2 separate regions of the Homo sapiens genome follow, and region 2 is linked to region 1. The links are chromatin contacts, found by Hi-C or POLR2A ChIA-PET in ENCODE. All regions are on one chromosome and are shown on one strand. The core of a region is the stretch at or near the end of the contact, and the rest is flanking DNA. Distances in the headings are between cores, read along the strand shown.

The links. A loop is a pair of places that touch in the nucleus more often than their neighbours do. ChIA-PET counts read pairs that join two places held with the same protein, here RNA polymerase II (POLR2A). Pooled maps may share reads with other maps.
Region 2: a pooled map shows a loop between it and region 1 (2.0-fold over the local background). The contact joins the enhancer-like site here to the promoter of GRWD1 in region 1. A Hi-C loop is called at or near these places in 3 of 50 pooled maps. POLR2A ChIA-PET finds 5 or more read pairs at or near these places in 7 of 52 experiments (BJ, CD4-positive, alpha-beta T cell, Caco-2 and 4 more).

What each region holds. Positions count from the first base shown.
Region 1 is chr19:48,442,229-48,448,983 of GRCh38, forward strand. GRWD1 (glutamate rich WD repeat containing 1) reads left to right here and starts at 3,755. Exons shown (of 7, transcript NM_031485.4): 1 at 3,755-3,964; 2 at 4,157-4,274; 3 at 4,453-4,615. The coding sequence starts at 3,778. GRIN2D (glutamate ionotropic receptor NMDA type subunit 2D) reads left to right here. Exons shown (of 14, transcript NM_000836.4): 13 at 1-154; 14 at 372-2,703. The coding sequence ends at 1,709. RefSeq lists enhancers at 1,642-2,333, 3,506-3,585, 3,746-3,835.
Region 2 is chr19:48,567,133-48,573,264 of GRCh38, forward strand. All of the region lies in intron 1 of SULT2B1 (sulfotransferase family 2B member 1), which reads left to right. Among named protein-coding and RNA genes, the nearest start is that of SULT2B1, 18 kb to the left of the region's middle. Within about 2 kb of position 1,384, at least 18 of the 41 ENCODE cell types and tissues checked have a DNase peak (open chromatin) inside an H3K27ac peak, as active enhancers do; they include Panc1, where a contact is called at or near this core.

The sequences.
Region 1 (6,755 bases), core at 2,505-5,004:
GGACATCGACAACATGGCGGGCGTCTTCTACATGCTCCTGGTGGCCATGGGCCTGTCCCTGCTGGTCTTCGCCTGGGAGCACCTGGTGTACTGGCGCCTGCGGCACTGCCTGGGGCCCACCCACCGCATGGACTTCCTGCTGGCCTTCTCCAGGGTATGGGGCAGAGAGGGAGGCAGAGAGGGGGAGATGGCAGGGGCGGGGACAAAGGTAAAGCCGAGCAGAGACAAGGAGATGTGGGTCGAGATGTGGATAGTGGGGAAGAGAGCGGGAAACACAGGCGGGTAAATGGAGAGGAGAGAGGGACTGAGGGGAGGCGGGCAGGCGTCCTGGGCATCTCGCGCTGACCCCCGTCCTGTCCCCGGACCCGCAGGGCATGTACAGCTGCTGCAGCGCTGAGGCCGCCCCACCGCCCGCCAAGCCCCCGCCGCCGCCACAGCCCCTGCCCAGCCCCGCGTACCCCGCGCCGCGGCCGGCTCCCGGGCCCGCACCTTTCGTGCCCCGCGAGCGCGCCTCAGTGGACCGCTGGCGCCGGACCAAGGGCGCGGGGCCGCCGGGGGGCGCGGGCCTGGCCGACGGCTTCCACCGCTACTACGGCCCCATCGAGCCGCAGGGCCTAGGCCTCGGCCTGGGCGAAGCGCGCGCGGCACCGCGGGGCGCAGCCGGGCGCCCGCTGTCCCCGCCGGCCGCTCAGCCCCCGCAGAAGCCGCCGCCCTCCTATTTCGCCATCGTACGCGACAAGGAGCCAGCCGAGCCCCCCGCCGGCGCCTTCCCCGGCTTCCCGTCGCCGCCCGCGCCCCCCGCCGCCGCGGCCACCGCCGTCGGGCCGCCACTCTGCCGCTTGGCCTTCGAGGACGAGAGCCCGCCGGCGCCCGCGCGGTGGCCGCGCTCGGACCCCGAGAGCCAACCCCTGCTGGGGCCAGGCGCGGGCGGCGCGGGGGGCACGGGGGGCGCAGGCGGAGGAGCCCCGGCCGCTCCGCCCCCGTGCCGCGCCGCGCCGCCCCCGTGCCCTTACCTCGATCTCGAGCCGTCGCCGTCGGACTCGGAGGACTCGGAGAGCCTGGGCGGCGCGTCGCTGGGCGGCCTGGAGCCCTGGTGGTTCGCCGACTTCCCTTACCCGTATGCCGAGCGCCTCGGGCCGCCGCCCGGCCGCTACTGGTCGGTCGACAAGCTCGGGGGCTGGCGCGCCGGGAGCTGGGACTACCTGCCCCCGCGCAGCGGTCCGGCCGCCTGGCACTGTCGGCACTGCGCCAGCCTGGAGCTGCTGCCGCCGCCGCGCCATCTCAGCTGCTCGCACGATGGCCTGGACGGCGGCTGGTGGGCGCCACCGCCTCCACCCTGGGCCGCCGGGCCCCTGCCCCGACGCCGGGCCCGCTGCGGGTGCCCGCGGTCGCACCCGCACCGCCCGCGGGCCTCGCACCGCACGCCCGCCGCCGCCGCGCCCCACCACCACAGGCACCGGCGCGCCGCTGGGGGCTGGGACCTCCCGCCGCCCGCGCCCACCTCGCGCTCGCTCGAGGACCTCAGCTCGTGCCCTCGCGCCGCCCCTGCGCGCAGGCTTACCGGGCCCTCCCGCCACGCTCGCAGGTGTCCGCACGCCGCGCACTGGGGGCCGCCGCTGCCCACAGCTTCCCACCGGAGACACCGGGGCGGGGACCTGGGCACCCGCAGGGGCTCGGCGCACTTCTCTAGCCTCGAGTCCGAGGTATGACGCGGCCCCGGGGGCCCCACCGCCCCCTTGGTCAGCGCAGGCCACGGCCCGAGGGGGCGCCCGCAGTGGACAGGACCCGCGTGGGTTGGGAAGGAAAGCAGTGGAACTGGCCGGACCCCGCCTGGAGCAGCGTCCTGCGCCCCCTGGTTCTGGAGGAACCGCAAGCCGGAGAGGATTTGGTCCCTCAACTATCACCCAGCCTGAGAACGAGGGGGCGGGGGCCTTGGAGCCCACCGGACTTTTTTTTAAACCCGACAAGGGCTTTTTAACGTCACCAGATGGGGCGGGAGGTGGGGGGTTCACGCCACTCCCGCGTCCCACCTCCACGCCCGGGGCCGTGGCCCCCACATCACTGTGCAGCTCCCCGGCCCCAGCCGCGCCTCCGGGGAAGCCCGTTTTTAACCTTTCATCCATTGGGACTCAAAACTGTGAGACGCGTTCGCCAAACTGTGACCCCAGACCTTGGCCCCGCCACACAGAAACCCCTGACCCAGACTGTGACATCCGACTCCTAAAATGGTCATCCGACTCCAGACTGTGACCCCTGACCCCAAACTGTGACCCGAACCCCAGACTGTGCCCCGACCAGACTGTGACCCTTGACATCAAACCGTGACACCCCCTCCTCCTCTTCCACCCTCGGTCGCTTTTCCCTACTCTGACCTAGGACACGTCCCCAACGGAAGCCCCGCCTTCCCTTGCACCGCGATGAACCCAACCTCCCTGAAGCCAAAACTTCCCACCCTGCCGCACCTCCGGACCACCCCACTTGCCACCAAGCACATCCTCTCCAAATCCAACCCTTATTTGCGACCCTTCAGTGATGACCCAGCAGACCTCCAAAAAGCCTCCTCTGCCCAGATCTCCAGCCGGGTCTGGGGCTGGGTTGCGGAGGGGAGGGTCTGGGAGTCCACACTTCTCCACCAACTTCCCTTCCCACTCTCTTATTCCACATTGCAGTGTTTGGAATAAACCATGTTTTTATGCCTCCTCAGTCCAAGCCTAAGCTCCGTATCTGTTAGCCCCCCTCAAATTCTCTGGAGGAAACAGAAACACAAAAGTCCCACAGGGGAAGAGGAGACAGAATTAGAGAGAGAACAGAGACTCTGAAAGGAGGTGCCTGGGGAGACAAAGACCAAGAAAGAGGAGGTGGGAAGAGACCCTGAAAAGAAAGTCGAGAGGGTACTGGGGCAGATAAGAGACCCCAAGAGAGTGGTGAGATAGATCCCGGAGACAAAACATATTAAGATCAAAGGTATGGTTTTATTTCCTATGGCTATAGGTACCAAGGCTTGCTACATTCTCAATATCCTGTTCATGCAAGCTAGGAGAGTGTCTGACATATCCCAGCCAATCCGCATTATCTTGAATGCTGTTAATCTCACCAATGAGAATCTATTTCTAACATTTCATTATGTCAATTAGCCAAACCGCTGGTGCTGATGGGCGATAAAGAGAGACGAAGCACTTGTAATAGCTGCCTCCAGAGGGTGGACTTTCTGATTAAGTGCTCGCTGACCAGAGCTGAAATGTGAATGTCTGGTTAGGCAATTGACTGCCCCTAGAGGGTAGATTGAACCGCCTAACTTACAGATAATATCCATCCTGTCTACAAGAAAGCATTTTTGAAACAAATGAAAGCCATCACAACAGAGAGAGGAAAAGAAACCGGCCTTATGGGTCCTCGGGGAGTAGAAACTCAGTCTCCTTGCCAGTGAAAGAGCAAATTTGCATATATGAATAATTAATTAACTGGAAAGAACGCTCTCGGAATCAAACTGGACAATGGGGAAAACAAGCCTCCCGTAGAACTACAACTCCCAGAAGGCCTTGCCACTACCGCGAGGAACAGCGCCCAAAGTCACGCGAAGATGCAGTTTCTCCGTATCCGCAGGCTTCTTTCGCTGGCGCCATTACCTGAGTTCTCCTCCAGCGTTTCCGCACCCTCTCCGATTAGCGGTCCCAGGAGTTTCCAAGGTAACCGCGCAGTAGGGCGGATCTCATTAGGCGGAAAGCGAAACCCGGAAGTGACGCTCTTACCGGGTGTCAGCAGCGAGAGGGTTCGAAGATGGCGGCGCGCAAGGGTCGGCGGCGCACGTGTGAAACCGGGGAACCCATGGAAGCCGAGTCCGGCGACACAAGTTCCGAGGGCCCGGCCCAGGTCTACCTGCCCGGCCGGGGGCCGCCGCTACGCGAAGGGGAGGAGCTGGTCATGGACGAGGAGGCCTATGTGCTCTACCACCGAGCGCAGACTGGTAGGGCTGAGTCCGGACTCCAGGGTCCTGAGGTGGCTGATCCCGAGCCTTTAACCTGAGAGGTGCTCGGGAAGAGAAGGCTGGGGTCTAAGAGAAGTGATTTCATACCGGAGGCGGTTGATCCATGAGGGAGGTGGGGACTGAGCTCTTACTGTCCCGTCTTAACTCGTAAACCCCGCCTTCCATCCCCAGGCGCCCCCTGTCTCAGCTTTGACATAGTCCGGGATCACCTGGGAGACAACCGGACAGAGCTTCCTCTTACACTTTACTTGTGTGCTGGGACCCAGGCTGAGAGCGCCCAGAGCAACAGGTAAGACCCGAGGCTTTTCCAGGACCAGGAGGCTCAGTTTCCAGCCCCTTCCTCAGCACCCAGGAGTTAGGGCTTCCAGTTTCTGCCTCTCGCAGATCCAGGAGTCTGGGTTTCCAGCCTCTCTCCTTCCTAAGAATCCTGGAATCTAGTGCCTAACTCACCCCACAATTTCTCCCAGACTGATGATGCTTCGGATGCACAATCTGCATGGGACAAAGCCCCCACCCTCAGAGGGCAGTGATGAAGAAGAAGAGGAGGAAGATGAAGAGGATGAAGAAGAGCGGAAACCTCAGCTGGAGCTGGCCATGGTGCCCCACTATGGTGGCATCAACCGAGTTCGGGTAAGTATGGTCCCAGGAGCCTGCTCTGCATACTCTGAAACACATCTGACCCATCCCCTGTGTCCATAACTCCCAACACCTCCTCATGTTCTTTTTTTTTTTTTTTTTTTTGAGACGTAGTCTCGCTCTGTCACCCAGGCTGGAGTGCAGTGGCGCAGCCTCGGCTCACTGCAACCTCTGCCTCCCAAAGTGCTGGGATTACAAGCGTGAGCCACCGTGCCTGGCCCATTTTTTTTTTTTTTTTTTTTGAGATGGAGTCTCGCTCTGTTGTCCAGGCTGGAGTGCAGTGGTGCGATCTTGGCTCACTGCAACCTCCCCTTCCCAGGTTCAAGGGATTCTCCTGCCTCAGCCTCCCAAGTAGCTGGGGCTATAGGCGCCTGCCACCAGGCCCTTCTAATTTTTTGTTTTTTGGTTTTTTTTTGAGATGAAGTCTTGCTCTGTCGCTTAGACTGGAGGGCAATGGCATGATCTCAGCTCACTGCAACCTCTGCCTCCCAGGTTCAAGCGATTCTCCTGCCTCAGCCAAGTAGCTGAGATTACAGGTGCGCGCCACCACGCCCGGCTAATTTTTGTATTCTTAGTAGGGACGGGGTTTCACAATGTTGATCAGGCTGGTGGTGAACTCCTGACCTCGTGATCCGCCTGCCTCGGCTTCCCAAAGTGCTGAGATTACAGGCGTGAGCCACCGCATCTGGCCAATTTTTTGTATTTTTAGTAGAGACAAGGTTTCGCCTTGTTGGCTAGGCTGGTCTCAAACTCCTGACCTCGAGTGATTGATCCGCACGCCTCGGGCACCCAAAGTCATGGGATTACAAGCGTGAGCCACCACACCCGGCCTCCTTCAGTTTTTAGAAAAGTACTTGTCACATAGTTTTATACAATTTAGCTATTATGATCAGTGTCATTACATGTTAGGTACTGTTTTAGATTATGAGGATATGGTTTATGTTCTTCACTTTTCTCTTTGGTAACATAGTGAGTTATAGAACTTATCTGATGGGGCTGGCATGAGGTCAAATGAAATAACATATAGTGCCTAGAATAGCACCTGGTTGTAATATGAGGTATGTATTTTCTGTTACTATTCAGGAACTGTTTTTGGTTGTGGCTGTTTGTTTTGTTTTTGAGTCATGGTTTCACTCCCATTGCCCAGGCTGGAGTGCAGTGGCGTGATCTTGGCTCACTGCAACCTCTGCCTCCCAGGTTCAAGTGATTCTCCTGCCTCAGCCTCCCGAGTAGCTGGGATCACAAGTGCACACCACCATGCCCAGTAATTTTTGTATTTTTAGTAGAAATGGAGTCTCATTATGTTGGCCAGGCTGGTCTTGAACTCCTGAGCTCAAGTGATCTGCCCACCTTCGCCCCCAAAATGCTGGGATTATAGGCATGAGGCACTGTGTCCAGCCTGTTTATTTGTTTTTTGCTTCAAAGCTAAAACATCTTCTGATCAGGTAGACTTGTAAGTACAATGATACGGTATATGAAGAGCACTTAGAGCAGTACTTGGCTGATAGCTGGGGCTGTCTGTTTCCATGAAATTATTTTTACTATGTTTCAGTACTGTTCTAGATGCAGAGGATTTAGCAGCAAGCAAAAGGTCTCTGGCTCCATCAACTTACACACTAGTGGGGGAAGGGAACGAGATGAAACTAAGTAAATGTGTACCATGTCCAAAGGTGTTAACTATCCTGGAAAAAATCCAATGAAGTAGGGGAAGAGGGTTAGGGTGCTCCAGGAGTGGGGTGCTATTTTTAAACAGTGTGGTTAGGAAAGTATTCTGTCATAAAATGCCATTTGCATAGATACTCACAGGTAGTGGGGCAGTGAACCCTGTAAAAGAATTTGCAGGCAAGGAAAAACACAAGTTCAAAGGCCCTGGGGTGAGCTTGGCATGTTTGAAGAGTTTCAAGTGAAGCGGGAGTGTCCAGTCTGTCTGGAGCAGAATGAACAAAAGGGAGAATGACACAATTTGGGGAGCGGGCACAGAGAAGACATTGTTCAGAGCCTTGTCGGCCACTGTAAGGACTCCAGCTTTTAATTGGGAGACGTTGGAGGGTTTCAGGCAGAGGAAAGACAGGGTCTGACTTCTGTTTTAAAGTGGTCCCTCTGGCTGCTGTCCTTAAATATCAATTGCAGAGAG
Region 2 (6,132 bases), core at 134-2,633, 120 kb after region 1:
CTGTTGTTTCTGGCCTCTCTTGGAACATCATTGCCATGATCGCCCTGGGATATATTTCACTGCGCGCTTCCTCAAGGGCATCTGTCTATTCCTTATGTTTCTAGGGGGTCAGGTTCATTCGGGGATCTGGCAAATAGAACACAGTATTTAACCAGGCACGGTGGCTCACACTTGTAATCCCAGCACTTTGGGAGGCTGAGGCGGGCAGATCACGAGGTCAGGAGTTTGAGACCAGCCTGACCAACATGGAGAAATCCCGTCTCTACTAAAAATACAAAAATTAGCCAGGCGTGGTGGTGCACGCCTGTAATCTCAGCTACTCAGGAGTCTGAGGCAGGAGAATCGCTTGAACCCAGAAGGCAGAGGTTGCAGTGAACTAAGATCATGCCTGGGCGACAGAGCGAGACTCTGTCTCAACAACAACAAAAAAAGAACACAGTGTTACCCGTGTGTCGGACATTGGCTTTGAAGGTAGGAAGGACATAGCACAGGGAAAAATTCTGCCACTTCCCAGCTCTCCTGCTAGTGAGGAAGGCAGATTTAAAGAAGGCAACAGACCAGGTGCGGTGGCTCACGCCTGTAACCCCAGCACTCTGGGAGGCTGAAGTGGGAGGGTCGCTTGAGCTGAGGAGTTCAAGACCAACCTGAGCAATGTGGTGAGACTCTATCTCTACAAAAAATGTAAACATTAGCCAGGTGTGGTGGTGTATGCCTGTAGTCCCAGCTACTCAGGAGGCTAGGCTGAGGCAGGAAAATCACTTGAGCCTAGGAGACTGAGGCTGCAGTAAGCTGTGACCGCATCACTGCACTCCAGCCTGAGCAACAGAGCAAGGCCCTGTATCCAAAAAATAAAAATAAGCAGGGCACGGTGGCTTATGCCTGTAATCCCAGCACTTTGGGAGGCCAAGGCAGGAGAATCCCACGAGCCCAGGAGTTCAAGACCAGTCTGGGCAACATAGCGAGACCCCTGTCTCTACAAAAAATTTAAGAATTAGCTGAGTGTGGTGGCACACACCTGTAGTCCCAGCTACTGGGGAAACTGAGGTGGGAGGATCGTTTGAGCCCAGGAGCCGGAGGGTGGAGGTCGAGGGTGCAGTGAGCCAAGATCAAGCCACTGCATTCCAGCCTGTGCAACAGAGTGAGACTCCATCTCAAAAAAAAAAAAAAAAAGTATTAAAAAGGGCCGCAAAGGAGGCCAGCAGGATGCGGAGATGGGCAGTAATGTGCACGGGGTGGGAGGTCTCTTGCTTTAGCCAAGGTGGTCAGGGAAGACCCAAGCCCTGAAGACAGAGAAGGAGCTGGCCTTGAATCCTGTAAATGTTCCCAAACGATCTCCCTAAGAGGTTATGCCAGTCACACTCCTGCCAAGAGAGTATCTCTGCGCCACGGCCAAGGGTGAGTCATCCTGCTGAGAGGTTGAGCTGGGGACGCCTGCCCAGATGGGCTCCAAGTGAGGGAGAGCCTGGCGGGGAGAACAGCCCGGACAGAGGCAGGGCAGGGCGCCGGGACACTGCTTGGCGCGTCCTGGGAGTGAAGCGCATTGAACCCAGCTCAGGCTGGTGGTGGGGGAGTCTTGGCAATGCTCTCTCTCCAAAGGCGAGTTGATCACAGACGCTGGCAGTGAGTCAGCGGCACCGCCAGGGCTGCTGAGAAATCCCTCCTGCTGTCCGATCGCATTCCTGGAAGGGTGGGCCGCTCAGGGCCCCCCAGCTCCAGTCCCACTCAGGCCCCAGAATCCCAGCAGCCCACCACTCACTTCTTTGCGCTCACTCTTCCTTCTGGTCCCCACACACCGCTCCCTCTCTCGCTACCTTCAGTCTTTGCTCAGATGTCGAGTTCCCAGAGGGGCCTCCCTGACGCCACCGTTCTAGCAGCATTTAGCATTTAGATAAATGACAAATTTTAGATTAAATGTTAGATAAATTTTAGGCTGGGCGTGGTGGCTCACGCCTGTAATCCCAGCACTTTAGGAGGCTGAGGCAGGCAGATCACAAGGTCAGGAGATCGAGACCATCCTGGGTAACATGGTGAAACCCTGTCTCTACTAAAAATACAAAAAATTAGCAGGGCGTGGTGGCGGGCGCCTGTAGTCCCAGCTACTCAGGAGGCTGAGGCAGCAGAATGGCGTGAATCCAGGAGGCGGAGCTTGCAGTGAGCCAAGATCGCGCCACTGCACTCCAGCCTGGGCGACAGAGAGAGACTCCGTCTCAAAAAAAAAAAAAAAAAAAAACATATATATATATATATATATATATATATATATATATGATAAATTTTAGATAAATTTTTATCTAAAATTGTAACTCACTGGATTCAGTGACATCTATCTGTAATCCCAGCACTTTAGGAGGCTGAGGTGGGAGGATCGCTTGAGCCCAGGAGTTTTCTTTCTTTTTTTTCTTATTTTTTAAAGAGATTGGGTTCTCACTCTGTGTAGCCCAGGCTGGTCTTGAACTCCTGGCCTCAAGCAGTCCTCCCATCTAGGCCTCCCAAAGTGTTGGGATTACAGGCATGAGCCACCATGCCTGGCCTCAAGATTGGTTTTTTGTTCTGAGACACAGACTCACTCTGTCACCCAGGCTGGAGTGCAGTGACATGATCCCAGCTCACCATGACCTCCGCCTCCCAGGTTAAAGTGATTCTCCTGCCTCAGGCTCCTGAGTAGCTGGGATTATAAGCATGCGCCACCACGCCTGGCTAATTTTGTATTTTTAGTAGAGATGGGGTTTCGCCATGTTGCCGAGGCTGGTCTCAAACTCCTGATGTCAAGTGATCCACCTGTCTCGGCTTCCTAAAGTGCTGGGATTAGAGGCATGAGCCACCTCGTCAAGATTGTTAATCACATCTGCAAAGTCCGTTTGGCCATTTGTGGAACACAGTCTCAGATTTCAAGGATTAGGACGACAACATCATTGGAGGCTGTGATTTGGCCAACCACAGTCACAGAGATGGAATTACACAGAGTTTACCTTCCAAGTCTGGCTCTTTCACTCAGTGCAATGCCTGGGAGAGCCTTCCCTGTGGCTGTGGGAACCGCCGGTTTGTTCTTTTTTTTTTTTTTTCTGAGGCGGAGTTTCACTCTTGTTGCCCAGGCTGGAGTGCAATGGCGCGATCTGGGCTCACTGCAACCTCCACCTCCCAGGTTCAAGTGATTCTCCTGCCTCAGCCTCCCAAAAAGCTGGGATTACAGGCGTGCACCACCATACCCAGCTAATTTTTGTATTTTATTAGAGACGGGGTTTCGCCATGTTGGCCAGGCTGGTCTCAAACTCCTGACCTCAGGTGATTTGCCTGCGTCAGCCTCCCAAAGTACTGGGATTACAGGCGTGAGCCACCGAGCCCGGCCAGTTCTTTTTCATCGCTGAGTAGTATCGCATGGCACAGAATACTGCTGTTTATCCACTTACCCATGCAAGGACGTTTGAGCTGTTCCCAGGGTTTGGCAATTATGAGTACAGTGGCTATAAACATGAGTGTAGATGAGGGTCAAGTGTAGATGTTGGTTTGAACATATAGGCTTCCATTTCTCTTGGACAAACACCCAGAAGGGAGAGTGACTCTGGTTTTTGCTGGTTTTTGTTTTCCGTTTTTGTTTTTGTTTTTTTTTTCTGAGACAGAGTCTCACTCTGTTCCCCAGGCTGGAGTGCAGTGGCGCGATCTCGGCTCACTGCAACCTCTGCCTCCCAGGTTCAAGATTCTCCTGCCTGAGCCTCCCGAGTAGCTGGGACTACAGGCGCCCGCCACCACGCCCGGCTAATTTTTTGTATTTTTAGTAGAGACGGGGTTTCACCATGTTAGCCAGGATGGTCTCGATCTCCTGACCTCAGGTGATCCGCCCACCTCAGCCTCCCAAAGTGCTGGGATTATAGGCATGAGCCACCACACCTGGCCTATTATTATTTTTAGAGATGAGGTCTTGCTTTGTCACCCAGGCTGGAGCACGCAGTGGTGAGATCATAGCTCCCTGTAGCCTTGAACTCTGGGCTCAAGTGATCTTCCCACCTCAGCTTCCTGAGCAGCTGTGACTACAGGTACAGGCCACCATGCCTGGCTAATTTATTTATTTATTTATTTATTTATTTTGAGATGGAGTTTCGCTCTGTCCCCAGGCTGGAGTGCAGTGATGTGATCTCAGGACACTGCAACCTCTGCCTCCCGGGTTCAAGCGATTCTCCTGCCTCAGCCTCCCGAGTAGCTGAGATTACAGGCGCCCACCACCGTGCCCAGCTAATTTTTGTATTTTTAGTAGAGATGGGGTTTCACCATGTTGGCCAGGCTGGTCTTGAACTCCTGACCTCAGGTGATCCGCCCACCTCAGCCTCCCAAAGTGCTGGGATTACAGGCTTGAGCCACAGTGCCCAGCCTGCCCAGGCTGGTCTTGAATTCCTGGCTTCAAGCGATCCTCCTGCCTGGGTCCTTCAATAAATATTGACAAGCACCTCCCTGCTGCCAGGCTCTGCTGAGAGTACTTTAGGTACATTGGCAAACAAGACAGAACAATAACAAAAGAAAAAAACACCAGATTTTTTTAAATTCCCAGGCTCATGGAGCTTACATGCAAGCGGAGAAGATGGTCAATAAACCATCAATGTCATATGTCAACTGTAGAGTAGCTCAGGAGTGAGTGACAGGTGTGATGGTAGGCAGAGCAGGGGAAGAGGGTGCAGGGGGTCTAGCTGTAAACAGGATGCTGTAGGGTAGCCCTCATGATAAGGGGTGACATTTGGAACAAAGACTTGAAAAAGGTGAGGACAAGAGGCATGAGGCACCATGCCCGGCTGCACTTGTGTTTAATGAAAACTATGATGGCTGCTGTGTGACCTTAGGGGACTATATTAACCTCTCTGGGCCTCCATTTCTTGGAGCATGAAGTGGTCCTTTCACTACTCACTTCCTGAGGTTCTGGGAGAAGTCTAGGATCATGCATGTTCTTGGCATAGAGTTTCTGTACGGGTGGCTCCCCTCCTGGTGCCAGGCCCTTTCCTGGGATTGGAGGGGGATGGACAGAGGGAATTCAGAGGTTTAAGGAGGCTGTGGCCCCATCTCCTGGGGCAAGGAGGCTATTGGTCTAGAAGGTCTGCATTTAGAGGGTGACATCTGTGCTGGGAGCGGTGGCTCATGCCTGTAATCCCAGCACTTTGGGAGGCCGAGGTGGGCGGATCATGAGGTCAGGAGACCGAGACCATCCTGGCTAACACAGTGAAACCTCGTCTCTACTAAAAATACAAAAATTAGCCAGGCATGGTGGCATGCACCTGTAGTGCTAGCTACTAGGGAGGCTGAGGCAGGAGAATAGCTTGAACCCAGGAAGGCGGAGGTTGCAGTGAGCTGAGATCACACCACTACACTATAGCCTGGGCAACAGAGCAAGACTCCATCTCAAAAAAAATTAAAAAAAAGAGGGTGATATCTGACCTGTGTCGAGGTGGAAGGAGGAGATGGGAAAGGCACTCAGAGAGTGGAAAATGGGCGTGCCTGGAGCTGGTGTCTGCAGCAAGGAGGCCAGAGGAGGAGGCACTGGCCTAGGCTTTGACCTGAGGGCACTGAGGTGCCACAGGAGGGCTGGGAGCAGAGGAGGGGCAGCGGAGAAGACCTGGAGGAGGCTGAGTCGAGGGCCCACAGGGAGAGGAGAAGGCCTGAGGTGGGCAGGAATGCAGGGACAGAGAAGGAACCAGGACCCAGTAGTCCATGGAGGAGGGAGGCAGGAGGGCTGGGAAGTTGGGCCTTTAAGAGTTGCATGTCTGCTGGGCACGGTGGCTCATGCCTGGAATTCCAGCACTTTGGGAGGCTGAGGCAGGCAGATCACCTGAGGTCAGGAGTTTGAGACCAGCCTGGCCAACATGGTGAAACCCTATGTCTACTAAAAATACAAAAATCAGTTGGGCGTGACGACAGGCACCTGTAGTCCCAGCTAATCAGGAGTCTGAGGCAGGAGAATCGCTTGAACTTGGAAGGCGGAGGTTGCAGTGAGCCGAGATCGTGTCACTGTACTCCAGCCTGGTGACAGAGCAGGACTCCATCTCAAAAAAAAAAAAAAAAAAATTTACATGTCCAGGGGGCTTGCAGGCAGAACCATTCACCCTCCAGGAGGCTGAGTCATTCCCGGGGATCACCTGCCTGCTGTGGCCACCC